Linked DNA regions of Homo sapiens: region 2 is linked to region 1. A link is an interaction called in ENCODE POLR2A ChIA-PET data of the cell type or tissue named here. Cell type or tissue: PC-9. All regions are shown on one strand. Links, peaks and the distances in the headings refer to the core of each region. The heading gives the core; the rest is flanking DNA. Region 1 holds the start of LOC124907747 (a long non-coding RNA gene). Region 2 overlaps PLB1 (phospholipase B1).

Evidence for each region. Peaks named below come from ENCODE experiments on the same cell type or tissue, not always from the same donor. Only the 100,000 strongest peaks of a DNase experiment are listed, where the experiment ranks them.
Region 2: POLR2A ChIA-PET joins it to region 1 with 5 read pairs; 1 of 35 experiments calls an interaction of 5 or more read pairs at or near these places.

The regions. Positions count from the first base shown.
Region 1 is chr2:29,127,987-29,132,380 of GRCh38, forward strand. It overlaps CLIP4 (CAP-Gly domain containing linker protein family member 4), which reads left to right. Exons shown (of 16, transcript NM_024692.6): 3 at 3,272-3,411; 4 at 4,166-4,259. It overlaps LOC124907747 (a long non-coding RNA gene), which reads right to left and starts at 2,362. Exons shown (of 2, transcript XR_007086264.1): 1 at 2,142-2,362. In PC-9, for the core only: no CTCF peak of the experiment used is centred there; DNase peaks (open chromatin) are centred at 867, 2,035 and 2,505; H3K4me3 peaks cover 3,727 bases; H3K27ac peaks cover 3,822 bases.
Region 2 is chr2:28,578,820-28,583,213 of GRCh38, forward strand. PLB1 (phospholipase B1) reads left to right here. Exons shown (of 58, transcript NM_153021.5): 23 at 808-888; 24 at 3,249-3,314; 25 at 3,586-3,686. Among named protein-coding and RNA genes, the nearest start is that of PLB1, 85 kb to the left of the region's middle. In PC-9, for the core only: no CTCF peak of the experiment used is centred there; no DNase peak of the experiment used is centred there; H3K27ac peaks cover 125 bases.

The DNA.
Region 1 (4,394 bases), core at 321-4,320:
CAATTTCTAAAACACTTACATTAATAATATAGTCATACAAAAATAACATAAGGTTAAGCATCACCTTTGACAATGCTTCTCATGCAGTGTAATAGATCAAATAAGCCTAGTTAGTTTCACATATCAAATAAGCCTAGTTAGTTTCACATTTATTTGACAATGCTTCCCATGCAAAGATGCTTAATTAGTTTAATGTCTGTGTTTTTTTTTTTTTTTTTTAAAGAAATAGAACAAGATTTTCTAGGGGCCGTTGAAAAATCCCAGAGTTAGTCTAAGGTCAGAAAAGACTTCATTCAGAATTTGATTTTTGAGACGTTTATAAAAAGAATACCCAAAAGATTCAAGATTCAAAGCACTTGATTAAATAGGATTACAGGTATTTAGTTATCCATTTAACCAAAGTGACAAAGATTTCAAAGGCAAATACAGAGAAAGCCATGTAGTTGTTAAAAAAAACAAAAACAAAAAAAAACAAAACCCCTTGACTTTTTGAGAGAGAAACTTAATCAAAGACAGCACGAAGCACATGAAATTATCTTGACAAAATACAGAATCTTTGCTTTCTAGGCAGACCATTCAAAAGTTAAAGAAAAACCTTTCACAATCTCCCATCAAGAGCAGGCCCATACTCCAAGAAAGTTTAGTCGTTTTAACAGGAGCTGAAATGCTAGTTATGCATTATTTTGATATGAATGATAATAGATTCATTCAATTTTAGCCAGCTTAATCACACAAGATTCTCTCTCCCTCTTCTGAACTTCCTATAGCCATTTTGGTTTTTTTCCTTCATTTTCTTTTTCAGCAAAAAACATATCTTCCTACTTCACATTTTTTCTTGACTGTCACGCTAGCATTCTGTAGATTGAGAAATCTATGTAAATACACCATAATTTCTAGAAGCACGTTTCCTTATATTATAATTTTTCAGTGTAGCACAGGACATGTTTACTAACACACCCAGGTATCTTTAGTTTCTCTGTCCAAAAGTAGATAAGCTTATGTTCAGCAATTAATGTTTCAGTATTTATCTTATGTGGACTTACATTGATTTAATTCACTTGTTTTGAACAATTATGCTTGGATTACTTACGAAAATTTCATGAGACATTAAATAGCTAAGCATCATCTTGTTTTTCTTGCTGAGAAATTTTGTAACTTAGAGATAGCAGAGGCTTATTTGTAATTCACTTGTCTAACATGAGCTTATTTGACTAGTAGACCTACATAGAATCAAAGTTGTACGTCTGCCTTATGTCTAATGCTGACAACTCTGAAGGCATATTGGTTTTTTAAACTAAACCAACAATGTTTTTGTTTATTGAAAATTACCCAAGTCACATGAACTTGAAAAGCATTTGGATTAGTTCCTATTTTTCTGAGAGTTTTCAGGAATACTTAATTTATATAAGCACTTGTTTTTACTTATGTCTATTGAACATACATAGCTATAAGATCTCTGTGTCTGTTTGTGTATACAGACAGACACAGAGATCTTATAGCTTTCATTTCCAAATTTTAGCCATGTGTCAATTAAAATAATACAAAGCTTATTGGTTTATAAAAGAAGCTGGATCCAAATTGTACCTGTGAGAGATGGAACAAGTCAAGGTTACCTGCTCAGATGGCTACAGCTTTTTAGTGAAGATTTTTTTTTTATTTGAGTGCTGTAGGGATGCTTTTAGAGAAGCTATTTTTGAGTCATTTTGTGTTCAGCAGCTTCTGCATACAAATCAAAGAATGCATTCCATTGTCTCCAAAAGGCTTAGGATACTCCTCCTTCAAGGGCACTCCCAAAGGCAGACTATCTTACCTAAATTAAAGGTTCTCCGAAGTGGTCACTGAAATTGCAAATTATTCTTTGTAAAGTTCACCTATTTTTTCTTGTGAACTTTGTAAAGTTCACAAGATTCTGATCCACAGTGTTTTTGGACCCCATCTTTGCATTAGATTCTCTGAAAGGTCTTAACTATTAAGGATTCTTTTTTCAGCAGCTGCTCTGGAACACAGGGAATCATGTGTTTCACCCTTCCCCCTTTTGAACAGAATAGGTTGACTTCCTGAGAAGTTTCAGCAAAGGTTGTTCAGCATAATTGGAGAGTTCTACACAGAAGGAGGAGAGCTCAGATTCAAAAGAGACTTACTCTAGAACTCCATGGCTGGGTGAGAGAGCAGCCAGTGCTGCGGCCCTGGGTACCAGCACCTAGTTACTGGCCTTGGGGCTTCACAGGGGTCTTCTTCTGATCCTGCTTCTGACATCAAAAACTGTCAAAAGAAAATTCAGGGTGCTTTTCTTAATATAAATATTAAGTTAGTAAAAAACTGCAAATAGGGAGACTTCCAAATCAAAAGTGGTAAGAAGCTTGTCTCACGAAGGTTATAGTAAGGTTTATAAAGCCTAGAAAAGGAAATTCATACAGCTTAATTCTCACTGGTTAGAATGAGTGGGTTAGTTTAGTCATTACTGATTTGCTGCAATGTGCTGAGTCATGCTGACCAAGAAATGAAGTTCAAGCTTCATGTGCAGTTTAAGTAGGTGTTTTGGAGAATAGGTCCTTACAGGTTTTCCTGAGCTGGGGGTGGGACTTTGGCTCAGAGGCCAAGGTTTGTCTTGGCTTCTATTTTGATTTTTGCCTAACAGGACCATTTTGTTGTCTAAGCTTACGAATGTTATCACATTTCAGTTCAATCTTTCTGATTCTCTTCTGATGGACTGCTGCTCTGCTTGTATATGTGTCTTTAGTTTGGTGCCTCTCATCTTTTAGTTATGCTGACTCTAGAAGTAAGAACTATGTGTACATAGTATAATTTTGGAAAATATATAAATGCAAAGAAGAAAGCAAAAACAAAAAAACCTCAATGAGTCCCACTACTTATGCATGCTGTTACAATCTGAGCTCAGTGGTGAGTTACCTCAGCAAGTAGAATAATAGAGGAAAGAAGATAGACTTTGGAGACAGACCTGGTTTTCTACCCCAGATTTGCCACTTACTAGCTGTGCGATGTTGAGCTGGTATTATTTAGTCTGAGCTTTGCTTTCCTCATGTGCAAAATGAGAATAATACCTGCCAGGTAAGGTGTTGGTGAGGATTTTTAAAGTATTTAGTAAGTGCTCAGCAAATGTTCATAATATTTTCCTTATTTAGATACTTCTGATTTTTTTTTAGCATCTAAAATATTTGTATCATTTGAACCTTGGTTTTATTGTTTATTATTTTCAATATATTTATTTGAAACTTTTAGTAAATTTAATTTGCATCTTTTTTTATTTCAGAATTTTCTTTCTTTGATCCTAATGATGCATCATGCCAGGAAATTCTTTTTGATCCCAAAACTTCAGTTTCAGAATTATTTGCCATTTTGAGACAGTGGGTTCCTCAGGTCCAACAAAACATTGACATTATTGGAAATGAGGTAAGGAATTCTTACATTTTAAGTTTTGCATTGTTAGGATTGTTAATGGTATAGATTTTTTTCCCCATCTGAAAGGAAGATGGTAATAAAGGAGAAACCCTTTAAAAGTTCTGATATTTATTTGTATTTCCAGGATTTTCATGGGGCAGTGAGTTAATACTATATATTCTTCTGATTATTTCTTCATGCTCTGTACTTCTGACATTTGTAGACTCCTGGCGGGTGCAGGGAGGGGCATTTTTCATATTTCCTTCTTTGTAAAATTAATTTTGTAAACTTTTATGCATTTCATAAAGGGATTTGATTACCATCATGTTCTATTTACACTTTTGGTTGGTTTGGTAAATATATAGGCTTGAATGTAGTCTTTAAGAATATTAGATTTTTTGAGGGAGGGTTCCTTGACCAGTATGTTGCTGTGTTGTAGGAAGAGAGTGCTTATACTTTTTTCAAATATCATTACACGCATAGAAATAAAATTTTGCTCATTTTTGAGAGGAACATATTTGGAGTGCCAGATTACCTTTGGAATAATCTTTAAGAATTTCCTTCAGCCTGCTGACAAGTTCAGTTTTCATTATTGTTGTTGAGTACAGATTTAAAAATTTACCCTTAAGATATGCTCATACTGTCTATACATTTTACTGAGAAGTAATTCAGATACGATAGACTAACTTGGTTCCTCAGCATTGGTTTGAAAGCAATAGGTACCTCAGTAGTTAGGTTGTAACCATATTTTCCTTGACTGCTTCAGATTCTTAAGAGAGGTTGCAATGTGAATGATAGAGATGGATTGACAGATATGACTCTTTTACATTATACCTGCAAATCTGGAGCTCATGGTATTGGTAAGTGTGTGGTAAATCTATCAGTTGCTTATGTCATCTGCACTTGTGCTTAGATAATCTATATTTATGCCCATATATTGTCTGGGGGAAGGCACCCAGCTGATGATGATAATATTGCCTGAAGAGCTGAGGATT
Region 2 (4,394 bases), core at 163-4,162, 550 kb before region 1:
GGGTATTTCTACCCTTAATGTCAAACTTTCCTGGATCTTGTTCTCACCTTCCTCCTTCCACGCTCTTTTGGAAGTGTAGATCAGGGAAGCAAAGCTATGTAGGCCTGGGGCAATATAAGAGGCTTGCAGGGCCGTGGCTGCCCTGGGGCCATAGTTTATGGAATGTGTATGGCTGCACCCTCTCCACACAGCCCTGTGACTTCATATGCTTTTCCAGGTCCTCTTTGGAGGAGACAGATCCCAGAGGTGGCAAAATCTTTTCAGAGCTTGTGCTTAGAGCTGCCACCTTACCCTACTCAGCCTCTCTGGCTTGACTAGTTCATGGGCAGAACTAGTCACCAGTGTGAGTATTCCAAATTTGGAGAGCTCCCTCTTAATGAAAGATGGTCTTTCTCCCTTAAGGCACAATTAGAATTCAGGATTTCTAGAAGATTCTGGAACAAACATTCCTTTCCCATGGCCAAAACCAGCTTCCTTATCCCTTCCCCACTTCCTTGCTATGCTGGAGATGGAGGAACAGAGCTCAGAGGGCATCTGTATCCACTCCCACCAGGACACGTGGAAACTGACGTGTGTGCTTTTGTGTGTGGACAGAGCCACATGCAAGTTCAGTGATTCCACCTAAAATAAATGAACCATTTAGCACCTATGATCTCAGGACCCTAAAAGCAAGGAACAGAAAATTCAGAAGTCCATGAGACACTCTGGTGTGTGAGGACCCATCTTTTCTAGTTTGCAAGCATTTTGTGTTTTCCTTGACTTGACTCTGGGACAAGGTGCTTACTTCTGTGTTTCTATTCATTTCAGAGGATACACTTTCAGGAAGACTGGAAGATAATAACCCTGTTTATAGGCGGCAATGACCTCTGTGATTTCTGCAATGATCTGGTAGGTCTCCAGGCACTTTACTCAAGACTCACCCCCAGAGAAGGATTTTCACAGCCCGGTCACTTGCTCTGCCCGGGAGGAGTACAGCTAAGTTGGGACTCAGGCTCATGGTTTGTCTTGGATCCAGCCTGGGATGAACCCTGAGACTGAGAAGGCATTCACCTCCAGGGAACCATTCAGCTGGGCAAGCAGGATTAGTTATAAGATTGATCCTGATTAAGTTTCCTATCAAGGGAGCTTGATCATATCATTCTAGAAAGCAAGATAACACCCAATGACTAGAAAAATCTTTCCCATGTTCACAGAGAGTCACAGGTTAGCTCCCTTCCCCAGTCTCCAGCAGCCTTGCCCTTTCCACCTTTGTGCTGTCACTTGTATGGGAAGGTCGATTTCCTGCAGGCATTTGGGCAAGCTTCAGAGCCAAGTCATTCTGGGCTGGTGGGAAACCCAAGATCAAGGCTGCTGCTCCATGGATGCTGCGTGTCCTCCTGGAACCTCAGTCTCTGAGCTGATAGAAGCCTGACAGGGCATACCCACTAGTCTCCCACCCACGCCTATGCCAGGAATGTACTAGGAGCAAGGCAGTGGTGAAGGAAACACAGGCCCTGTCCTCAGGAACTTGCACTGCCAGCGGAGAGAGAGACAGGCAGTTCATCACAGCACAAAGCAGACATCAGGATGTTGTTGTAGGGATACACACAGAAGAGAGGTCTAAAAGCAAAGTTGGCTGGGTGTGGTGGCTCACACCTGTAATCCCAGCACTTCGGGAGGCCGAGGCAGGCAGATTACCTGAGGTCAGGAGTTCAAGATCAGCCTGGCCAACATGGTGAAACCCTGTCTCTACAAAAATACAAAAATTAGCTGGTTGTGATGGCAAGTGCTTGTAGTCCCAGCTACTTGGGAGGCTGAGGCGGAAGAATCGCTTGAACCCAGGTGGCAGAGGTTGCAGTGAGCTGAGATCATGCCACTGCACTCCAGCCTGGGTGACAAAGCGAGACTCCATCTCAAAAAAAAAAAAAGCAAAGTTGCTGTGGGACCCTGGTGTGTGGGAAAGGGGGTTGTTGGAGAGATTTACACAGAGCAGGAGACTTTCCAGCTCAGGCTTGAAGATGAGGAGGTTTGTCAGACAGAAAGGGGACCAGCAGAGTGAGGTTTAGGAAGTAGTGGCCTTGCTCTGGCCTGTGAGCACCTACCTGGAGGGATGCCCCAGCCCCCAGGCCCCTCACAACCCACTTTCTTGGCATCAAAGTCACCAGGAGTCAGGAGTTTTCAAGCTGTGATCTGAAGGGCCCAGAGGGGAGCCTTGGGGCTGCTGGTAGCCCGTGGGGAGGTGGGACCCTGGGCCCCTCCCCTGCTCATGTTAAGTGACACAGCTTTCATATGTTCCATACAGCAGGGCTTTTGGTTAGATTTCAATCAGAGAAAGAGTTCCACTGCTGAGAAAGCTTTAAAACCGCAAATATCGAGATCAGGAGAAACAGTTAAAATGTGTTTAGGCTTGGTGTGGCCGGTGTTTCACAGGACGCTCTTCCCCTCTTCCCCTCCCATTATTGCCTTGATTTATGTAGGGTGTGCTTTCATACATGTAGGGTGTGCTCAGTAGCCCCAGACACTGAGGCTCCAAGAAAAAGAGATCGGGCCATAGGACAGAGGCTGCTCAGATTGCAGGAGATCTTAGAGTCATCTGCTCGGACATCCCCATGTTAGAGGGGCCTGGAGATGTGATGCTTTGGCTCTACAGTTAGTGGATATGGAGTAGATCCAGAGCTCCACGCAAAAAAATAAATAAATAAATAAATAAATAAATAAATAAATAAATAAATAAATAAAATTAAAAAAAGAGGCATAGGCATTTCCCTGAGGGCCACAGCCATGACAAACCTGAGGATCATGGGGCTGGTGTCCAGGCTGGGGCCCCAAAGACAAACACTATTTCAATATTGCCCACTGTGACTGAATACAGAAAGAAGGGGACTCTGGCCAGGTGCGGTGGCTCATACCTGTAATCCCAGCACTTTGGGAGGCTGAGGTGGATGGATCACTTGAGCCCAGGACCAGCCTGGGCAACATGGGGAAACCCCATCTCTACCAAAAAATACAAAAATTAGCCAGGTGTGGTGGCACGCACCCATGGTCCCAGTTACTTGGGAGGCTGAGGTGGGAGGATTGCTTGAGCCCAGGAGGTGAAGGTTGCAGTGAGCCATGATCACACCACTGCACTCCAGCCCGGGAGACAGAGTGAGATCCTATCTCAAAAAAAGAAAAAAAAAAAAGAAGGGGACCCAAGAGAGAAAGTAGCCCTGTTCTGTAGAGAGATTAGGTGACAAATGGTGTTCAAGGGACACTTCCTCTTCCTGCAGGTCCACTATTCTCCCCAGAACTTCACAGACAACATTGGAAAGGCCCTGGACATCCTCCATGCTGAGGTACGGAGGCTAGGCCATGAGGCCTGCATCTTAGACCTCAGACCTAGCCTAGAGGAAGCTCTGGCATCCTGCTGAGACCTCCTTGGCAGGTCACCTTTGTTGTGGATCCCAGCCCAAATGCATAGAGGGGGAGCAGGGACGGGTGGAGGAAGTGGATGGGGGCAGATGGAAGTCCCTAGATCTGAAACTTCAGCAGGAGGAGCAGGCCCCAAACCGAGGTGAAAGGCTGCCCAGCCTCATCCTCTTGGTGACTGAGTTTGCCTTTTCTCAGGTTCCTCGGGCATTTGTGAACCTGGTGACGGTGCTTGAGATCGTCAACCTGAGGGAGCTGTACCAGGAGAAAAAAGTCTACTGCCCAAGGATGATCCTCAGGTCAGACAGATACTTCTCCCCGATTCTACTAAGAATCCTCACTGCTAAGGGCAGTGGCACCCTTAGCAAATTCCTTAGAAAACCCAAGGGCCGAAGTGTGAAAGGGCTGTGACCACCCCATCTTCTAACCTGGAAAAGCCTAAGGGGAGGATATCCTAGGATTTTTCCACCCTGGTGTAGGCCTCAGCCCACCTCAGGGTGTGCATGGGGAACTACCCCTGCACCCCGCCTCTGTTGCCATGGCAGCCACAAGGCACCCTCCAGGCCTCCAGAGGGAAGAGTAAAACGCTAGGAATGGAGTCAAGCTGTGTGTCTGAGGCCCGGGGACCGCCCAGGCCACTGCTGGGACCTACTTCCAAGTGTGTCCAGAGCTGATCTGCCCCCTCCTAGAGGCCCATCTCTAGGACAGGGGTGCCTCTGGTTGGTATGGGTGTTCCATGTAAAGCATTCACAGATATAGGGCCACTGTCACCTGCCAGAGAAGGAGGTCAAACCAGAATTAGCAGGGTCCAGAGGACAGAGTCCTCCCCAGAGAGTAGAGAACCCTGGTCCTGAGAAGGTGCCTGAGAGGACGTCTTCACCCCTCAGCCTCCAGAGCCAGACAGAGCTGGCTTCCCCTTCTAATACAGGCTGAGCATCCCTCATCCGAAAATCTGAAATCTGAAATGCTCCAAAATCCAAAACTTTTTTTTTTTTTTGAGACAGGGT